Linked DNA regions of Homo sapiens: region 1 is linked to region 2. A link is a loop called in an ENCODE intact Hi-C map of the cell type or tissue named here. Cell type or tissue: CD4-positive, alpha-beta T cell. All regions are shown on one strand. Links, peaks and the distances in the headings refer to the core of each region. The heading gives the core; the rest is flanking DNA.

The links. Peaks named below come from ENCODE experiments on the same cell type or tissue, not always from the same donor. Only the 100,000 strongest peaks of a DNase experiment are listed, where the experiment ranks them.
Region 1: it touches region 2 in a loop (2.1-fold over the local background); 6 of 110 quality-filtered maps call a loop at or near these places.

Annotation. Positions count from the first base shown.
Region 1 is chr4:121,136,972-121,142,360 of GRCh38, reverse strand. It overlaps TNIP3 (TNFAIP3 interacting protein 3), which reads left to right. Exons shown (of 11, transcript NM_024873.6): 9 at 447-545; 10 at 3,677-3,737. Among named protein-coding and RNA genes, the nearest start is that of TNIP3, 25 kb to the left of the region's middle. In CD4-positive, alpha-beta T cell, for the core only: no CTCF peak of the experiment used is centred there; a DNase peak (open chromatin) is centred at 2,560; H3K27ac peaks cover 1,261 bases.
Region 2 is chr4:121,186,865-121,192,253 of GRCh38, reverse strand. It overlaps a transcript of TNIP3 not described here. Among named protein-coding and RNA genes, the nearest start is that of TNIP3, 25 kb to the right of the region's middle. In CD4-positive, alpha-beta T cell, for the core only: no CTCF peak of the experiment used is centred there; a DNase peak (open chromatin) is centred at 2,203; H3K4me3 peaks cover 467 bases; H3K27ac peaks cover 2,181 bases.

The sequences.
Region 1 (5,389 bases), core at 90-5,089, 50 kb after region 2:
CTGAAGCATTCTATCCCATGGGTTCTCTAATAGCCTTAAATAATGAATATTATTTGTCCTAATTCCTAATTTCCTTTCTGGATTTTAGTTTTCCCTGGCTACAATTTAAGAAAACCTATTTTATGACTCAATGAATAGATTTTCTTCATTGAGGGCCCTCAATAAAGATAACTCAAAAACATAAAGTTAACTCTATATACTTTTCAAGTGTGTCTAATTTCTTCAAAATGGGGAAATGATTATAGTTTCACCTTAGGTAAAACTTGACCTGTGAGCCTCGTTTGTATTGGTCCTGAGTCTATTGACATGTTTACTATTTTGAGTTATAATTATGCCAGATTAAGTGGAACCTTAAGATTGAAACCAAACCTTTTGTATAAAGCAATGTCACTGCAACTCCTCAGTCTCTCCCACTGGTAGTGACCCCACAGTTTTGTTCTCCTCAGATGTATTGCCCACCCTGTAACTGCGGCTTGGTTTTCCACCTGCAAGATCCATGGGTACCAACAGGCCCTGGAGCTGTGCAGAAGCAACGGGAGCACCCAGTAAGTAAGAGTGCATTTGAAAAAGTGCTTAGTATACTGTTTTGGTAGAAATTATGTGCATCTCTGGAATTTCAGCACATTATATTATCTACAGCAAGAGCCTCTGTTTTCTCTCAGCCTCTAACTTGCAAAGTTGGAGTGGTCAATGTACACTAGAATTATCTTTGGGACACTGAATCCATAGGACACATAGATACGAATAAATTAACTGAAAGGTATTAAATTGGGAATAATTCCTTGAACAACATATAACATTTTCAATTGGCATACTTCATTCTACCCAAAGGACATTTTCTGTATAAAGTGTATTTATGTATAAAGGAAAGTGGATATGGCAAAACAAGAAAAATGAGATGCTTTTGTTCGGTTGTAAATTTATATTGAACTACTATGGATATTGCTACATATGTGCAAAATAGATTTTGACATTTTCCAATTGAAAGGATTTTCTTAAAGGATCCAAGAAAAAGTGACCCACTTAAGTTGTTCTCCATGGCTGTGTCTTCCCAGACAAAATGAAATGCAGAGTTGAGCAATTATTTGTGAGGGGAATTGATTTGGACAGTCAACCTGAATTAGTGAGGCCCAAAGCACCCTTTTTTTCCTTCTCAATAGCAGTATTCCACCTACCCTCCTCTACTTTTTATTTTGCCTACATAGATAGAAATTTATCCAGGAAAAAAATATGCATTTTCTGCATTTTGGATTTACCCAGACAAATCCCGCTACCCTTTAGGTTTGATTAATTGTGTTTCTCATGATGAAAAAATCTAAGATTTTTAACTGGGATTTTCCTACCAGAATGCTTACAGAGAACATGATTCTCTTGGCTTCCTGAAAGTTCTCATACTTTTGTTCGAGTGTGACTCAAAACCCTTTTCCCAAGGGAGGAGATAATGACTCTTTGGGTGGCTGAAGGAATGTGAGGATTTAATGAGCATCTCTTATTTGACCCTGGTATGACACAGCACACCGCTAAGAATTGAGTCTTTTCATGTTATTGCGGGTTGCTAGTTCTGTCTGCTCTCCCTCCCCCTTTTCCTTTTTTTTCTTTACCTGTTTGCTTACTTTTCAGTCTTTACCAATAACATTAAATTTTTTTTTCAAGAATGTAGAAGTCAACTCAGATTGTGAGAAACATAAAGAGAAATTTACTGTAGGAGTGAATTAACCTATAGGAGTTGGCTTCTACAGGTTGGGGGATTGGAGAAATATTCTTATGAAAGGTTAACTATAAAACCAATCAGTCATTCACATTTACCTAGGAGTACAAATTATTGTTTCAGTCAAATATTTCTTTATGGAAAGAAGGAAGGAATTCACCTACTATAGCTCATCAAACAGTCCATGTCAATTAAAAAAGGCAAGGCAGTCCAGGTCACATAAAATTGTCACCAAATAAAGGCCTATATTTGAAAAAGGACTCCAAGCCATGTAGAATGGCCTACATTTTCTTTCTTTTTTTCTTTTTTCTTTTTTTTTGAGAAGGCATCTCGCTCTGTCATCCAGGCTGTAGTGCAGTGGTGCGATCTTGGCTCACTGCAACCTGTACCTCCTGGGTTCAGGCAATTCTCCTGCCTCAGCCTCCCGACTGGCTGGGACTACAGGCACACACCACCACACGTGGCTAATTTTTGTAATTTTAGCGGAGATGGGGTTTCACCATATTGCCCAGGCTGGTCTCAAACTCCTGACCTCATGATCCGCCCACCTTGGCCTCCCAAAGTGCTGAGATTACAGGCATGAGCCACTGCGCCTGGCCAGAATGGCCTACATTTTCAAGCAGTAGTCAGATGAAAAAAATCTCAGCATAACAGTAGAGTTTACAACCAAATCCTCAAAGTTAATTTAAAAATAATATTTCATGTTTCTTGTCTATATCGAAGGCTGAATTAAGTCACATGCTATAGTGTTGGTAACATTACAGGATATTTACCTTCTCTTGGCAACTCTCCTGGAATATAAAACTGAGGCTCACGTCACTTATCCTATGTGTTATTTGAGACATCTAAAAATAAACGAGAAGATAAAAAACAGAGGTGATCTCATTTCCTCTTCTAGCTTTTTCATAAGCCAGAGGAGCCAAGGGCCTAGGTGTCTAGAGTAGGGGTACAGTGGGGTCAAACTGCACTAAAAGCAGCATTTCTCAGTGTCTTATTGAGTAATTGAACTTTCTGGGCTACTTTCAGTGGTCTGGCAGCCTTGTAAATGCTCTCTGTTGGCTCATGTTAGAAAAATTTTCCTCAAGTTATTTTTAGGAGATAATTGAATTACAGAACAACAAAAAAATCTATATTCTCTGTGTCTTGTGGAGAAGTAGGAGGCAGGGGTGAGCATTCAGAGCAGAAAGACAGACCTGCTTTGTGGGCAGGTAAAGCTGAGATTGCTCCATTCCTAAGCGTTAAATACAGAGGTGCTGGCCTTGGAGATATCTTGATGATTCAGGCCTATGGGTTTACTATTTATTCAATGCAATTTGTTCGACATTCAATATCTAGCTGTTCTTAACTGGTGTAAACCTAGGAGAAAATCCCAAGAGAAAAATCTTGTCTCTGTAGACTAAACTATATGAGCAATTTAGAGGATAGGTTCTGCTGGATCGGTTCTTCACAACAGCAAAAAGGGAAAGATTTGCCCTGCTTCACCATCCTGAACTTCTGTCAATGCCAAATCCCCATTTAATAGCTTAAATTTCTTCCTTAAACCATTAGAAAACTTGTATTAAACTTTTTTTCCTGGCCTTCTCATTGCCTCTAGTGTGAGGGTCTCAAAAAGAGTATTTGTTGATGCTAAGTTGCTTTGTTTTATTGATGGGCTGTAGTAAGTTTTACAAGTGTTTATACTTCTGCAGATATTCAAAACACATCTGTTTCAAAAAAAGAAAGAAAATATGTCACAACCTCAAAGTGGTAGAAATTCTGGCCAAACACAGAGTGGATTTAAGAGGGGGTAGGGAGAGATGATGGCAGTGATGGGGGGTAAGCAGGATGAGTGAGGTTGGCAATAGGTTTGGATAGAAATTACTTTTGTGTTGCCTGCTTAATAAAAGCCACATAGCCTAATTGTATTTTTGACATGCCACTATATTTGAAGTCCATATTGCTATAATAATGTTGTATTGTTCCACACAGCCAGACTATCAGTGGTATGCTCTTGACCAGCTTCCGCCAGATGTACAACACAAGGCAAATGGTGAGACCACAGCTGTATTGAGCATTCTTTCATGTTTACATCTTAATGGGATCTTTTGGGGATGTTTACTCAACATACATTCATTCGTACTTGGGGAGGACTTACTATAAAGTTGTGTTACATACATAACTTTAATTTGATGCACCTGGGGTTAAATTGAACTCCTTAAGACAAAGAAAATGTGCGAATGCAGAAATGCATGAACCTCAATTCTGGCTTCTGTTCCTTTTTCAGTCTCAGAGTCAGAATTCCATCTGGGGTTAGAAATGAAAACTGTAAGCAGAGCTGTATTATAACAACAACAAAGCTCTGCAATTGTACTACAAAGCACAGATGCACACCCACTATTCCAGGTTGAGTTTGCTAGACAGATGTTTTAAATGTCACTGGCAGACAGACAGAGGAAACCAAAGGCTCGGAACTGTGTTCCCTTATGACTAAATGTCAGACTCCAAGGCAGGGCTCTTAGTTTAGGCCAGGGTTGCCCACAACGCCCACCTCAAAGTATGCTGGGGAAAACTAAAAGTCACTTATGAAGTACTCACAACTAAGAGTACTTTTTTAAATCTTATTTTTTATTGATTTAACATTTTCTGTTTTCTTTCTAGAATCTGCTATACTTTCTACTGCTTGTTTCTATGGTCTTGTGAGGCCACCCAGAAGCGGGCTGTATAAACTGAGCTATAATCAAAATCCCACTTCTATTCTCATCAAGTATACATAATCAAAAGTTAGAAATGTCTGCTACATGTTTAAAGTCTCATATGACACACACCTGGGACTCTAACTTGTTAATTTCCAAAGATTTGAATCTATCTAAAAATGCTGAAGATGAGCTATGTAGTCTAATTTCAGGCCATTCTTGAAATTTGATCTCGTTTGAAGTCAGAGCTGAGATCACAGAAATCTAGTTTTTAATACAAGGAGTCTGTTATGGAGTGTAAATAGGGAGTCAGGGACACCACATGTAGTTTTGCAGGTTGTGAACTTTACAAGTCTGAGGGGCTCATCATGGTACTCTATGTGAATGGAGCCTGCTGAAGTACAATACGCAATCTGGACAGCTGTACACAGCAGCAATGGGAGTGACAAAGGCCATAGATTACAACAGCATCATAGAAAAGAAATATGAAATGTGAGAATTCCATAATAAAATATCCAGGTATTTATCAAAACACTATAGGACTCTCTTTTTTCTTTGCTTTCTACTACAAATATAGCCAGTGGTTTTAATGAAGTTCTTGAGTTCCAACAATAATGGAGTTGTTTTATTAGAAAGGCATACCATTAACCGGAATGTGTGTTGCATAATATATGCAATTTTAAAATCTATTATGGTATAATAACAGAATTGCTACCCAATTATAATTTTCCATTTTATATTGCTCTGGAATGACTATTAAAGATATTTTCTTTCTGAATTGGAGTTTAATAACTGGAAAATAAAATTACTTAGTACAGAATTTAGTAATACCATAAGGTCATTTATATATCATTATTAGATTCTTGCTGGACCAATATTACACAAGCTAATGATTACATAAAATAGAAATGAATTGTGATGACATTCAGAAACTAAATAGAATATGCAATAATGAAATGTTGTAGTCAGTGTATGAGACTTACTGATTTTTGTCTAGCTAGGAAAAATG
Region 2 (5,389 bases), core at 174-5,173:
CCTTAACACCCACAGACAGTTCAGGCGTCGATTGAGATTGGCAAACTGCTTCAGCGGTCAGACTTGGCTCGGCATCTCTTTTTTGTATGCACACGAACTTAAAAGACTCTGGTGAGGTAGAATCAAGACTTGTAATCATGTCTTGAAAGGAAATTCCAATATAGATGTGAAAAAAATTCACATTTAAACTGTTGTTTCAAATAAATGTTATTTAATGATTAAACAAAAAGGTAATGCATTTCTATTATAAAATTTTTAGACAGCTCTTAAATATATGGTATCTAAATAACTTAATATGCCAGATATACTCATAAAAATTATGTCCTTATCACCACCTTTGTCATAATTTCCAAAGATTTGAATAAAATTATTTTTATCAATGGCTGTGTCTTAAAGAAAAAGGTCCTTTCAAATATTTGTCCCAATGAAACTCAGCCTTAACAATATTGGTTTGAGTTGAGAGAATAATTTTAAGATAGTAGTGTTTTGTCATATGATAATAATCTTTACTTAAATACATAGTTAATAAATAACAATGAGATACTAGGGAAAATTATTAGACATGACTCAAAATTTAGTCTTCTCATATTCCTAGAGAATGTCACAACTTGGAACTGTACCTGTCTAAAATTCAGGTAGCGATTTGAGAGAAACATTTTGATAAGTTAAAGGACAACTATAGTTGACACAGGATGTGGTTACATGAGGTGAATGTATCAGACATAACTTATATACTCTACTTCATTTTGCAACATAGACACAACTGTAAAATACATCATTTAAATGTTCTTGTTGAAATGCCTATTTCCAAGAAAACTAACAATAAAATACATAATTTTTCTGTGCATGTGTAGCTAGGTTAACTTTGTTCTCTTCCAGGTGTTTATCAATAAACCCACCTGAGTGTATTTCCACTGTAGAACAATGGTGCAAAAGCATTAACAGGTGATACAAATGTTAGATCAAGTGCCAAGTTTTTCTTCACCTAAATATAGGGGCTCAGCCTTGTTCATAAAGTTGATTAGGAGCCAATGTTTCCTATTCTCTAAATCTTTGATTGTGCATTCCTTATAGTCTCTGCTTCTTCATGAAAATAGAATTTCAAATAAATAAAAATAACCTTAATGATAGCATGCCATACTAAAATAACAACAACAACAACAAAAACAAAAACAACAAAAACAAGGAAGCTCCCCTCTGTTGACCCAAAATGCTATTAAGCTATGTTCTTCCTGTGTCCCTGTCAGAGGGTAAATTTTGTGTAATTTTCAACTTTGGAATAAATGGTAGTGAGAGTAACAGTGTTTGACCCTCTTCTTGGTTTTGTCCTTTTTCTCTACTAGGGTCCTGGCTCCCTGGGTAGAAGATCCCATCTTAGCATAACTTGGTCTTCCAGGCTTACCTTACCCATGAAATCTAATGTGACATCATTTTTCTTTGAGCTTTTATGAAGAAACTCTCTGAGAGTTTGTTCGGGGAGTATTGAGCTCAACACTTCGGTTAAGGTTCTACCCTTATTCATATTTATTTCGAGTATTGGCCTGACTATGGCTTTAATTCCAGGGAACTTGGAAAGGACTTCTGAACTCCAGTATACCTCCAGATCCCTGCTCACTGACATTGACATTCTATGGCTTATAGCAGACAGGTGTGTCCCCTGTTACGCAACTCAACTGTTAAGCCTTTGTCAGCCCCTTTTCCCAGAATAGGATTTACTGAGGCTGAGAAGGAAAGACATAATATGGATAACTTAGATAGAGTGCATCTGAAGAAGACAGGGGACCAACTTGCACAGGACTTTTTAATGGGAGCTTCTCCTCTTCCAATTCAGATCTAGTTATTCTTGTCAATTTACTCTCTTGTCAAATACTTAATAAGTATGTGAGGCTCTGAAAAATACAATGATGAGGCTCTGTGAGGCTCTGAAAAATACAATGATTAGCAGGCTAAACCTGTCTCTGCCTTCATGAAGTTTATAATTCAAAGGATACTAAATATGAGTAAACACGCCAGGCAAAAAGGCCAAGATATGCATGTATCAGAATATCTTCTGTTAAAACACTGTGTTTTCAAAAGCTCTATATTCTGTTTTAATCTGTCACTCTGTTTTGTGAATGAGATTGTTTCACCCATGCAGAGCAGTCCCAAGAAGAAGGCCAAACCTATGTCAGCAGGATGCCTGTAGGAGGATGTGGTTTCTACACAACTCTGTTCACTCCTAACCTCTCACTGGGGCTAGCACCAGCACCTGCAGCTGCACTCTATCTCTGCTCCAAACTGGCTCCTCTGCCTGCACGGTCCTCCTGGGCACAGCCACAAGAGGTTTGGATCTAGTTTGTGGCATCAGTATAGTGAGCTGGCACATCACAAAAGCAGGGAGGAAATAAACAGGGAGCTAGCCAAGAATGCAGATTGAGGGCAACAACAGAGCCCAGGTTTATAAGAAACATTCCCCACCCTATTCTCTGGGCTTTCATTTCAGACATGCAAATACAATTCTTCGATATCTATTTAAATTTTTAAATTACATAGCCTTGGGTAAAACTTTAGAAATGTTCCTTCTTGTCCGAGGAAAATGTTACTTTCAAAATTCTCTCAGCAAACCCTCTCTCTTCTACTACAATCTTAAGCCACAACTGTTAATATTTCCAATTACTCAAGTAATTAAGACACCTGAACTCAGTCATCTAAAACACACATACACAGAGTAATTTATGAGTCACTTGTTTCTTCACAAAATCACCAGGAGCATAGTTACAGTAAATCATAATAACAAAAACTAAAACCTGAAAATTGCTGCTTGATTAGCATCTTTTACACAACACTTCTCATTCTGGGTCACCCAGATTCCTGATGTTTGAACATCTGGAAGCATTTCCATTATAGAAGAATCTACTGTCAATTCTTCCTTTTCTCATATTTGAAGATGAGCTTTGTTCTCCAGGGTCTTTCCTGAAAATAATGGTTTATGACATAAGATCAAAGCAGAAAATGTGACCTTGGCAATGGACTGGGAAGAAATGTGGCATTTGAGGTAGGCGAGTGTGTGGAGGAAGAAAGAACACTAACATCCTAAATTCTTATTTTGGCTTTGCTATCACTTAGCCCCACTGAGCCTCATTTCTTTGTTATGTTAATGCAGGAGGTCAATTAAATGATTTTTCAAGTTATTTCTAAGACTGTGGTTATGTGTTTTTCCTATTGAATGTAATTATTTTCCTCTAGAATTTACACTACTTGCCAATACTAATGAGGCAACCGTACCATGTAACCATAAAAACCAAGTCTGGTGGTTTGGGGTTGCATGCTCACCAGGCATCATTAGTGTCAACTTGAAATTCAATGGTCTTAAAGTACTGATATCCAGGGGTGTTAATGTATAATTTACAAAAAGTTAAAAACATGATGGTCATGCAAACAAAATGAACCCATGTCCAAGGTTTTATTCAATGTATTAATTAATGAGGTATCCTGAAACATGAGACAGCTCATTTCAGGAGCATTTGAGGAGCTGGGTATTCATAAACAATTTAATGGAGAAGTGTTAGAACAGGATGATTAGATACAAAACTGCCATTCAAGGCAGTAAACCATAACATTTTGGATTATCTTCTCTACCAGATAGGATTCTACAAGTTTAGAATCCTATTTATTTAGGTTCTAATCAACTAGTAAAATTTAAATAAACTTTAGATGAGCTCATTAAACAATGACATTCAACAACATATTGGACCCTTTAGATAATTTTTTGGAGACTTCTGTACTGGAGACCTTTGAACAAGTAACAAAAATATGAGGGCTCCAAACACCTGAAAATCATTGATCTCTTCCTGTGTCCTCTCTGGCTGCTCACAGAGATTACAGGGCAGACCGTTATTTCCCAATGTTAGTCTGGGAAAAACAGTTCACAATAATATATAACTTAGGGGAGAGTTTTTTTTTTTAAGTTTCATTGTCAAATTGGTGAAACCTACTATCCTATTGATAACATCTAATTCATATTAATATCATTTCTATTTAATTTCTATGTTGATTTATTCTTGTGAGTGAAGGGCAGGAAGGAAGGAGATTTCTGTCCATGTAAGTTTAAAATAAGCTGTGAAGAAGCCAAGACCCAACAGATATTTACTGAATTTCATTAATTTCTGTTACTCTCACCTCAAACTCTTTGCCTAATAATATTGCCTCCATAATTCCCTGTTCATTTATAATTTAGTCAAGAGGCCCCCTTAAATCAAGATTTTAGTAATAGTATTTGGTTCAAAGAGTCATTTCTGAATTTTTATAATTCCTGGATGGTTAAAAAAAAGGAAAGAAAGAAAACATAGTAAAAGTGTACTCTTAGACCAAAAAAAGTAGTCACATGTGAAAGTAACTAAAGTTGTGTCAGGGCTTTTAAGCTTTTGAGAGGTCCAGAACTTGTTAGAGACCCTATCTTCAGGAAGAGACGATAAACACATAGCACACATATTATTCTGTATTTAATTTGATTGAATCCCATCCATGGACTTTGGTCAAAAATATAAAAGATAGACCTGATCCCTATATCTTATCTCCCAAGCCTCTCTGAACATCTGACTTTACAAATCAGCTACATTTCAGTTGGAGGGACCTATAGTTGTTTTCTTTAGAACTAGAGCAGAAATGCCTGTCAAAATGGAAAACCTAAAACAAATTCTTTGGAAATAGCATAGCCCTCCATGGTCCTTCTTTATTAACAATGGCTGAGGTCACTAAGATCCCAGATGTAGAGTAAAAAGTCACAAGCTTCAGCATGAAATCTTACCCTGCTCTTCATGAGTCAAGTGACCTGGGAGAAGGTGTCTAGCCTCACTGCTTAGCCTCACTGACGCTCAAGCTTACTATCTGAAAAATATGTATGAGTAAGAGGTAGGGCCCAGAGCAGAGATCATTGGAGCCATAACTCTCAATCAGTTGAGCAGATTCTTGGAACAGATCCCAAGGTGGGAACAACTATGTACCCACAGAACTAATGCAAGGGTTATATAGGATCTGTTCTATTGGTGTTTAAAAGTTTGGTAGGGTGTTTTTTTTGTTTGTTTGTTTTACCCTCAGGTCATAGTATTGTATTAAGAGCACAACACTGTTGGATGCAATTATTAAGTGATCTCAAGAAAAAAGGAGGATTTTCCAACTTTAGTTAATTCTGCCTCTCAATTGTCAGAATGTTGAGCTTTATAGGAAAAAATGAACTTTGATAAGCACTTTCTTCTGTGAAATAAATCTAGGTCAAATCGAAATTTATGAAACATATTGATTTCACTAATTCAAAAGAGAATGTAAAATATTTTCATGTACAAATTCCTATATTAATTAAAGAATAATCTAAAAGGTTTCCTAAGAATGTTATAAAGCCCAAGTAGGTGAC